3 separate regions of the Homo sapiens genome follow, and all the other regions are linked to region 3. The links are chromatin contacts, found by Hi-C or POLR2A ChIA-PET in ENCODE. All regions are on one chromosome and are shown on one strand. The core of a region is the stretch at or near the end of the contact, and the rest is flanking DNA. Distances in the headings are between cores, read along the strand shown. Region 1 holds the start of SNHG7 (small nucleolar RNA host gene 7). Region 2 has its middle 11 kb from the start of DIPK1B. Region 3 holds the start of LINC01451 (long intergenic non-protein coding RNA 1451).

Evidence for each region. A loop is a pair of places that touch in the nucleus more often than their neighbours do. ChIA-PET counts read pairs that join two places held with the same protein, here RNA polymerase II (POLR2A). Pooled maps may share reads with other maps.
Region 1: a loop to region 3 is called in a pooled map, with 2.3 times the contacts of the local background. The contact joins the promoter of SNHG7 here to the promoter of LINC01451 in region 3. A Hi-C loop is called at or near these places in 1 of 50 pooled maps. POLR2A ChIA-PET finds 5 or more read pairs at or near these places in 4 of 52 experiments (AG04449, H1, HepG2 and 1 more).
Region 2: a loop to region 3 is called in a pooled map, with 2.1 times the contacts of the local background. The contact joins the enhancer-like site here to the promoter of LINC01451 in region 3. A Hi-C loop is called at or near these places in 1 of 50 pooled maps. POLR2A ChIA-PET finds 5 or more read pairs at or near these places in 6 of 52 experiments (H1, MCF 10A, Panc1 and 2 more).

The regions. Positions count from the first base shown.
Region 1 is chr9:136,726,450-136,729,441 of GRCh38, forward strand. It overlaps SNHG7 (small nucleolar RNA host gene 7), which reads right to left and starts at 1,735. Exons shown (of 5, transcript NR_024543.1): 1 at 1,432-1,735; 2 at 597-637. It overlaps LOC124900276 (cuticle collagen 2-like), which reads right to left and starts at 1,735. Exons shown (of 5, transcript XM_047424334.1): 1 at 1,432-1,735; 2 at 597-637. It overlaps SNORA17A (small nucleolar RNA, H/ACA box 17A), which reads right to left and starts at 430; the gene lies at 298-430. RefSeq lists silencers at 1,483-2,162, 2,316-2,485 and an enhancer at 2,933-2,992.
Region 2 is chr9:136,700,055-136,702,754 of GRCh38, forward strand. No RefSeq gene overlaps it. Among named protein-coding and RNA genes, the nearest start is that of DIPK1B, 11 kb to the right of the region's middle. RefSeq lists enhancers at 1,116-1,275, 1,316-1,365. Within about 2 kb of position 1,362, at least 3 of the 41 ENCODE cell types and tissues checked have a DNase peak (open chromatin) inside an H3K27ac peak, as active enhancers do.
Region 3 is chr9:136,615,721-136,618,594 of GRCh38, forward strand. It overlaps LINC01451 (long intergenic non-protein coding RNA 1451), which reads right to left and starts at 1,461. Exons shown (of 3, transcript NR_135288.1): 1 at 1-1,461.

The sequences.
Region 1 (2,992 bases), core at 485-2,984, 110 kb after region 3:
GTTACTGCTATTAACCGAGACGCCAGCAAACCCTTCCCCAGTCCTGTCCTGCGTGATCCTGACACGGTGTACGGCATGATCCAGCGCGTACCTCACCTGACCTGACCGATCCTCACAGGTTCTTAAAACTCACTCATGAAGGCTGCTCCTGGTGAAGGCACCCTCCACCTTCCCACTATCCCTTCAGACCCCTAGAGGCCAGCCTAGCCCAGCGCGAGAGTTAGAAAGCCCACTCACAGGGCCCACCCTCTCTCCCAGATACCAGCGAAGGAAAACAGATGCCTGTCCACAAAACAGGAGTGTGAGACTATCAAACATTCAAACGTTCACGGGGCAGAACGCTGAGCGTAGACATAGCCTCTCTAATCTCTGCCACCTAATGACACAGATGTGACACGGCAGCCACAGCTGCAACGCCTCTAGGGGCAGTGTCCTGTTGAAGACTAAATAATCCGTTTTTACTCCCCTGGAGACAGCTTCTAGCCTCAATGTGAACACAAGACCGACTGGTCCCTCCAGTCACTTAAGATGTTGCACAGGAGGGCTTAGTTACATTGGAGGATTGACCCTGTTCCAGCTCCAATGCACCAACTTACCCAACACCCCACGCACGTGTCATCTCCAGTGAGCAGACGTCCTAGAGAAAAAAAGAAACCGCAATTTTGTATAAATCTTGCAAACACCACAGAGGAGCATCACATAAACACTGCGTTTTTTGGGAGGCCGAGGCGGGCAGATCACTTGAGGTCAGGAGTTCAAAACCAGCCTGGCCAACACGGTGAAACCCGTCTCTCTAAAAAAAAAAAAAAAAAAAGTTAGCTGGCCTAGTGGCTGGCGCCTGTAATCCCAGCTACTCTGGAGGCTGAAGCAGGAAAGTCGCTTGAACCCAGGAGGCAGAGGTGGTAGTGAGCTGAGATCGCGCCACTGCACTCCAGCCTGGGCAACTGAGACTCTGTCTCGAAAAGAAAAAGACTGCGTTTTGCTGCATCTGGTCTCCAGGAAGGCGGACCAAAGAAGCTCCCTGCCACCAAAAAGCTCACTGTCACAAGGGCCGTTCTAGAAAAATCCGACCCATGTTACTCTCTCCCCTTACTCTACGCTTAATTTGCGGGAGGGGAAGTTGGAGTTACAACACAGTGGCCACGAAACGCGGGCTGCTGATCCCCTGCAGGTATCAAGGGACCAGGACCACGAGGCGGAATGCCCACCAGACAACCGAGCAGTCCTCCTCCCGCCAGAACAGCCTCCCGCTGAGCAGCCACAGTGACAAGGAAACCACCTGACGCAGCATAAGAAATCAATTTTTCAAAGATGCCGACAAACATCTTCCCACAGCCTGAGCGACTCAGGGAAGCAGCGGCAGGAGCGGAAGGGTCGTGGGTGAACGGGGTGCCTTTCTCTAAGATCCGAATTCGCGCACTCAGCTCTCACCAGGCTTCCCGAAGCTTCCTGGCTGGAAACCGCGCAGGGCCGGCAGCGCCCTCTCCACCAAGGGACACACCAGCGGCGCCTCCTCCGCGGCCCGGGCCCCCATCCCGCGGCTCGCGCGGCCAGGACGCCCCAGGTCGGAGCCTGCCCCCACCCCGCACCCGGAGGCCAGCAGCCCAGTCCCCTAGGCCGCGCAGCGCCAGCGAGAGCGAGGCTGCAGGGCGAGGCCCGGTGAGGCGCTCGAGAACTGGCCGGGAGGAGAAGTCAGGCGGCCCACCCGCCACGGCAGCCTCCGGCGCACGCAGAGGACGAGAAGGGAAGCGCCGCGCCTTTTATAGCGCGTACGGCGGCCCGCAAGAGTCAATCCGCCCCGCCCAAGCAGCGCCCCCCAGCGGTCCCCGGCCGTTCAGCTCCCCGCGCCCGCACGTGGGCGCTGCTCAGTGGCTGGCGGGCGGGCGTGTGGGTTCGCCACGCAGAGCAGCGGCAGCGCCGTGACCCGTGTCCTGCACCGCGACCGCCCCACGGGGCCAGCAGCCAGGGCCGCGCCGTTTCCGACCCGCCGGGTGCCGGGCACGCCACGGACACGCGCGGCTCCCCGTTTTCGCGGAGGATTCCCAGGCCGGGTCAGGAGGACGCTCCACGAGCCCGTGGGTCCCGGTGGTCCCAGCCATTGGGGCGGCTCCCGTGACTGTCGAGCAGCGCCCACCCCGGGCAGCATGGGGCTCCCGCGACGCGCTCCGTCCCTTCCCCACCAGGGGCTCTGCCGGTGTCGGCCATGGGCGCGGGTACACACCAGGCGCCTAATGAGTGCTGAGGCGGGCGAGGGTCCCGGCAGGCGGGATTACCGCGGCCAGGCCTGACTAGCGCCCTGTCTGCGCTGTGTCCTGGGACCTCGGTCACCGCGCAGGGCGGGACACCGAGGCCTCGCGGCCAAGCGACTCGCCGCGGTCGCCGGGCTGCGAACGGTGGAGCCGCCGGGACTCGGACCAGGACGCGAGCTCCAGAGCAGGGGATGACAGGCCTGAGCCGCAGGGGCCGGGAGGAAGGCCGCGCTGCTGTCCTGGGGCTGGGCAGCCTCCGCATTGCACAGCGCAGACCGCTCTAGCCTTAGGCCTGGAGGGGACACCAGGAGATGAGGCTTCTGGCTCAGCCTGCTCTCTGCAGCCACAGGCAAAGGCCAGGAAGGCCGGGGTGCGGGAGCTGGCATAGGAGCTGGCTCCAGCTCGGGTACTGGCTTAGAGGGAGCAGGAGCTGGTGATAAATTCAACTCAAATTTTCATTGCCTTTGCAAAGCCAGAAAACACCCCAGGGCTCCTAAGAAAAGCCCCAGCGCAGGACCCCAGGACACTTTGCAACTGGGCTGCAACTGCGCGGTCTGAGGCTCCTCCCTGTGTGGCCCCACCAGCAGGCTGGGTTCTAGCTCTGGTGTTGGGGCTGGAGCTGGCACCACAGCAGGCTCCACCTCCAGAGATGGTGCAGGCTCTGTCCTAGCACTGACACGGTTGTTGGAGACAAGCTGGCTCTGCCCCGGGGACCGATGCTCTGGAGCTGCCTCTAGCTGTGT
Region 2 (2,700 bases), core at 112-2,611, 84 kb after region 3:
AATTAGCTGGGTGTGGTGGCGCATGCCTGTAATCCCAGCTACCTGGGAGGCCGAGGCGGGAGAATCACGTGAACCCAGGAGGCGGAAGTTGCAGTGAGCCAAGATGGTACCATTGCACTCCAGCCTGGGCAACAGAGTGAGACTCCATCTCAAAAAAAAAAAAAAGTGTATAATTTAGCACTTTCAGTTTTTTGCAACGCCTCCAATGTTTTGCAACCATCACCTCCAGAACATTTTCATCCCCCCAAAGGGAAACGCCTTCCCCATAGGCACTCGCTCCCCACTGCTCCCTCCCCCAGCCCATGGCAACCACTCATCTTCGTGTGTCTGTGGATTTGCCCGTTCTGGAAATTTCATAGAAGCGGAATCAGGACCATGTGGACCTTTGTGCCTGGATTCTTTCACTCAGCATGACAGCTTCACGACTCACCCACATAGCCTGGGCCAGAACTTCATTCCTCTGGCCGGGCACAGGGCCTCACGCCTGGAATCCCGGCACTTTGGGAGGCGAGATGGGGGAGGATCACTTGAGGCCAGGAGTTTGAGACCAGCCTGGACAGCATAGTGAGATCCCATCTCTACTAAAAATAAAACGTTAGCTGGGCGTGGTGGTACATGCCTGTAATCCCAGCTACTCGGGAGGCTGTGGCACGAGAATTGCTTGAACCCGGGAGATGGAGGTTGCAGTGAGCCGAGATCGCACCACTGCACTGCAGCCTGGAGGATACAGCAAGACTGTGTCTCCAAAAAAAAAAAAAAAATCAGCCAGGTGTGCTGGCAGGTGCCTGTAATCCCAGCTACTCGGGAGGCTGAGGCACGAGAATCGCTTGAACCTGGGAGGTGGAGGTTGCACTGGGCCAAGGTTGCCCCACTGCACTCCATCCTGGGAGACAGAGCGAGACTCCACCTCAAAAAAAAAAAAAAAAAGCTCATGCTGTCTACAGGGAAAGCCCCTACTGGAGACAGCTGCGCTTGAGTGAGTGGGACTACAGTGCCAACGCTAGGGCTTATTGTGTTGACTGTGGGGTCACCGCGGTTGCCACGTTCCGAGGACACGGTCACTTCCTCGACCGCCTGTCCTGCCTCAGATGAACCTGCATATTTTACAATGAACGTTCAAGACGTCGGTGATAAGGACATGAACAACAGCGACAAGGGCTGTTTTAGAGGAACCCGCCTGAGGTTCCCGGCCCCAGCCTCTCGAAGGACGCAGCTCTGTGCTCAGCCCTGCCTCCCTTGTCTCTCCACCCCCACCTTCCTGTGTGCTTCAGCCCACCTGGGACATCCGAATTTTCTCCAGGAGGAGCGGCAGGTACTAGGGTGATGACAGTTATGAACACGAGTCACAGCCCCGCTCGGTGGGATGGCCTCCTGTGTTCCCTGTGACTCGGACGCTGAACGTTGCTCACACGTTGACAGCATGGAGACGGTTTCACCGTCTGCTACTTTCGAGTTTATTGTGGTGTCTCTCTGCGTCACCCTCATTTTGAGCAGCTGTGGAGGATCCGGGGGCCCCAGCGCCCGCAGGATTCAGGTTTGTCTCCGCCGGCCAGGACATCCTCACAAAGCAGACGTTTCCTCCCCACGGGTCTGGAGGCTGGGGGTGGGGGCGCCCCGTGGTCCGGCTCTGGTGAGGGTCCTCTTCCTGGCAGATCCTGGGAACCCGCCTGAGGTTCCCAGCCCTGGCCTCTCTAAGGATCCAGCCCTTTTCCCCGTTCTCAGCCCTGCCTCCCTTCTCTAGTGCCTTCTTGCTGCGTCCTGACGCGAGGGTGGGATAAGGAATAAGGGGAGGGCACCTGTGCCCTTTCTACTAAGGCCCACCCTCATGACCTCATCCACCCCCAGGCACCTCCCATAGGCTACATCGTCAATACCCTCTCCTTGCAGGTTAGGGCTTCCAGGAAGGAATTTAGTGGGGACACGATTCAGTCCCCCCACTTACACCTTTGCAAATAGCAAGAGAGGGCTGGATATGGTGGCTCACGTCTGTAATCCCAGCACTTTCGGAGGCCAAGGCGGGTGGACCACCTGAGGTCAGGGGTTCGAGACCAGCCTGGCCAACATGGTGAAACTCCATCTCTACTAAAAATACAAAAAATTAGCCGGGCATGGTGGTGCGCGCCTGTAGTCCCAGCTACTCAGGAGGCTGAGGCAGGAGAATTGCTTGAACCTGGGAGGTGGAGGTTGCAGTGAGCCGAGATCGTGCCACTGCACTCCAGCCTGGGTGACAAAAGTGAAACTCTGTCTCGGATAAAAAAAAAAAAAATAGCAAGAGAGGTTCAATCACCTATACATGGAAGGAACACAGGGAGATTGACACACACACACACACACGCACGCGGGCACACACCCATGTGCACACACACACACAGAGCTAAATGACAAAAATGAAAATGGTACCACACTGCACGTGCTGCCCTGCACCTTGATTTTGATACTGCAGTGGGTTAAATGGTGCCCCCCAAAAGATAAGTCCCCCTGGAATGTGTAAATGTAACTTTCTGTGGAAATGGGGTCTTTACAGCTGTAATTAGGTTAAAGACCTCGAGTGAGATCAATTTTGCCTTTTTTTTTTTTTTTTTTTTTTTGAGATGGAGTCTCACTCTGTCACCCAGGCTGGAGTAAAATGGCGCGATCTCGGCTCTCTGCAACCTCCGTCTCCCCGGTTCCCGCGATTCTCCTGCCTCGGCCTCCCGAGTA
Region 3 (2,874 bases), core at 211-2,710:
GGCCTTAGCCCTGCCTTCATTCCACCTCCCCTCTGGGACTAGGGATGGTGCTGGGAGGCCAGACAGGCTTTGGGGAAGTTACCTGACCTCTCTGAGCCACGAGGTCTTCATTTACAGGATGTGGCTGTGTGTCTCACTGTGACTCTGGGGAGGGACAAGGCTTAGTCAGTGCCTGCCCGGACGCCCACACCCAGCACACAGTAGGTGCTCAGAAAACGCAGCCCAGATTGTTGGAGGCAGAGGGACCCAGGGGCCCCTGGAACAAAGCCCTCGTTGAGCTGGTAGAGACCAAGGCCAGAGAGCCCTAGGCACCTCCCCCGTCTCCCAAGGCCTCTGGGGACCCCCTTTCCACCGAGACCCCTCTGCCCCTGCCCCTCCGGTGACTCGGTGGTTCCCACGTCAGTGACAGCAGGGCCCCTCCCGCCCAGGACAAGCACCACCGCAGGCTGGGGCTGCCTTTCCCTCCTCCGTCTCCCCTCTGCCCACTCGGATCCCACCAGCCTCCTCCAAGGGCCTGTCTGGCCTGCCCAGTCTGCGGGACTCCAGCCATGGTGACGATTCCCCACCATCTCTTGGGAAGGACTGGAGTCATGGTTCAGCTCCAACTGGGGGAGTGCTCCGGTTGCCAGCGGCCAGAGGACCCCGGGGTTGGGGCTGATCCTCGTCAGTCACCCCATCACCAGCTGAAGACCCCCAGCGCCTCCCATGCCCCCTGAGGTGAGGGGGCTGCCTGGAGCATGTGCCCCTGGGGTGACTCGTCCAGGCTACCAGAGAGGCTGCCCAGGAGCACCCGTGTGAGGGGCTGGCCTGGCTCCCATCGTCAGGCACGTGAGGCTGCATGGGGGCTGCATGGGACTTCGCGCCCTTGTCCCCAGGTAGAAGAAGGGGGCGCAGATACCCCCCAGGATGGTCACAGACCCTCCCCATCCCCCTCCAGGGCCAGGGCCAGGTGGTTCGCAGGCTGAGCCTGGGCTCCTGGATCTTGGAGACAGAGGAGACAAAGGAAGAGGTCTCCAGCCATCTGGGCCATTGGTGCACTTGGGGCCTGAGGTTTCTCCAGCCCGTCGGGATTGACCCCTGCTGTCCGAGTAGCCTGGGGTGTGGGCCCCCACCCTGTCCATCTCATATGTGTCCCCCCGGCTCCCCACCAGAGGGGATGAGTGTGTGGAAGGATGTCGGGGGGCTGCTTTGCTTTCTCAGGTCAAAGAAACATTGCCCTTGCCTTTCTGGAGCCCAGAGAAGTGGGTTCTCCAGGATCCAGCCCACGGAACATTCCAGAACCTGGTGGGGGGGGCCTCACCCCTCCCCTACCTCCCCATGGGGGTGATTTCCTCTGCTCGGCCACTCCCAGGCTCACCTCCAGAAGGTCCAGTTGCTGGACCAGGCAGGTCACAGGCCGAGCTCTGCTTCCAGCTGTCCAAACACACAGTGCCTGCAGGGCGACCTGGGGGTGATGGGGGTGTGGGATTGGGGGCTGGGGGCACAGGCCTGAGGGAGGGCCTTGCCCACTTCCCTGCAGGAGCCTCGGCCAGCCCTGCCTGTCTCTGATCTGTTGCCTCTTTGGGTTTAGGAAGTGCCAAAGAGGGCCATTATGGGGAGACCCTCAGGACTGCAGGGGGAGGGGCTGAGAGCCGTGCAGGAGATGTGGGCCGCCCACGGGGTGTGGCGGAGTGGGGAGGACAGGGCCCTTGGAGTTCGATGGCACTGGTGTGGGGACTGGCAGGCCCCAGGTCTGGGACCAGCACCCACACAGGAGACGCGAGCCCCAAACGGTATGGCGGGAAGTGGTGGGGCCCGTGTGCTGGGAACAGGTTCGTGCCTCCTGCAAGCTGTGCCGCCACGCTGGGCCAGGCTACTGAGTCGAGCAGCATCGGGTGGGCCTGGCCCTCAGGGGCTTTGCAGGGCCTGGGGCTGGTTGGAGCTGAAGGAGGCGGCCCCTCCAGACCAGGTGCCCTCCGGTGAGTGTCTCTGTCCTGTCCTCTCCCCTGTGAGTTGGAGAGAATGGCGGCACCCTGAGCCGCTGCAAAATGAAAGAGATCGTGGGTGAGAAGAGGCTCCTTGCTGGGGGCAGCTCTGTAGGCTCCTCTACTTGGGGCGATCGGGAGGCTCTGGAAAGAGCAGGCATCTGAGCTTGGCCGGAAGGCCTGGCCCCGGCGGCTGCTGCCCCTGGGACTCCCACATGAAGAGGCTGGGCAGGGGCGTGCCTGGAGGCCTCCCAGGCAGGTGCAGAGAGCGGCTGGCAGAGAGCTAGTGTGGAAACTGCCTTCCAGGGCAGTAAACTCCCCAGCAGCCAAAACCAGAAGGACATGAGAGGGCCCTAGGTGGGGCTGTCAGCCGGGCACCCACACCAGCCACAGCCAGCCTAGGAGAAGCTAGGGAAGAGGTGGGCTTGCCGAGGTGTATGGAAGAGGGTTTGGGCTGAAGGAGAGGTCATTCTTTTAAAGGAAAAGGCGACACAAACTCAGAGTCACTGTCAGCACGTGGTGTCTGGCCTGCTGTCACCTGGGGGAAAGGCACAGGTGCTGGGAAGTCCTGCCCGGCCGCTCTGCCTGTGTGAGAACCACCTGGGGGAGGCCTGGGGGGCCACCAGCCCCAGCGGGGATCTCCAGCCAGCCCAGCCCTGTTTTTTCCTCTCCTCCCACCTCCGCACTGGCCAATTTTCCTCTGTAGTGCAGGCATTACTTGCTGTTTTGTGAAGCACGTGCTGAACCCAGCGCAGGCCTGTGGCAGGTGCTGCCAGCCAAGACCTGCCTCGACGAAGGCCCCACACCAGGCACTTCTGCCGGGTGCGGCCCCTCGAGGCGCAGGAGCTGGTGGTGCAGGCAGCATGGAGGCCGGTTCCCGGGGCACAGCTCTCCTTGGAACTAAGTGAGA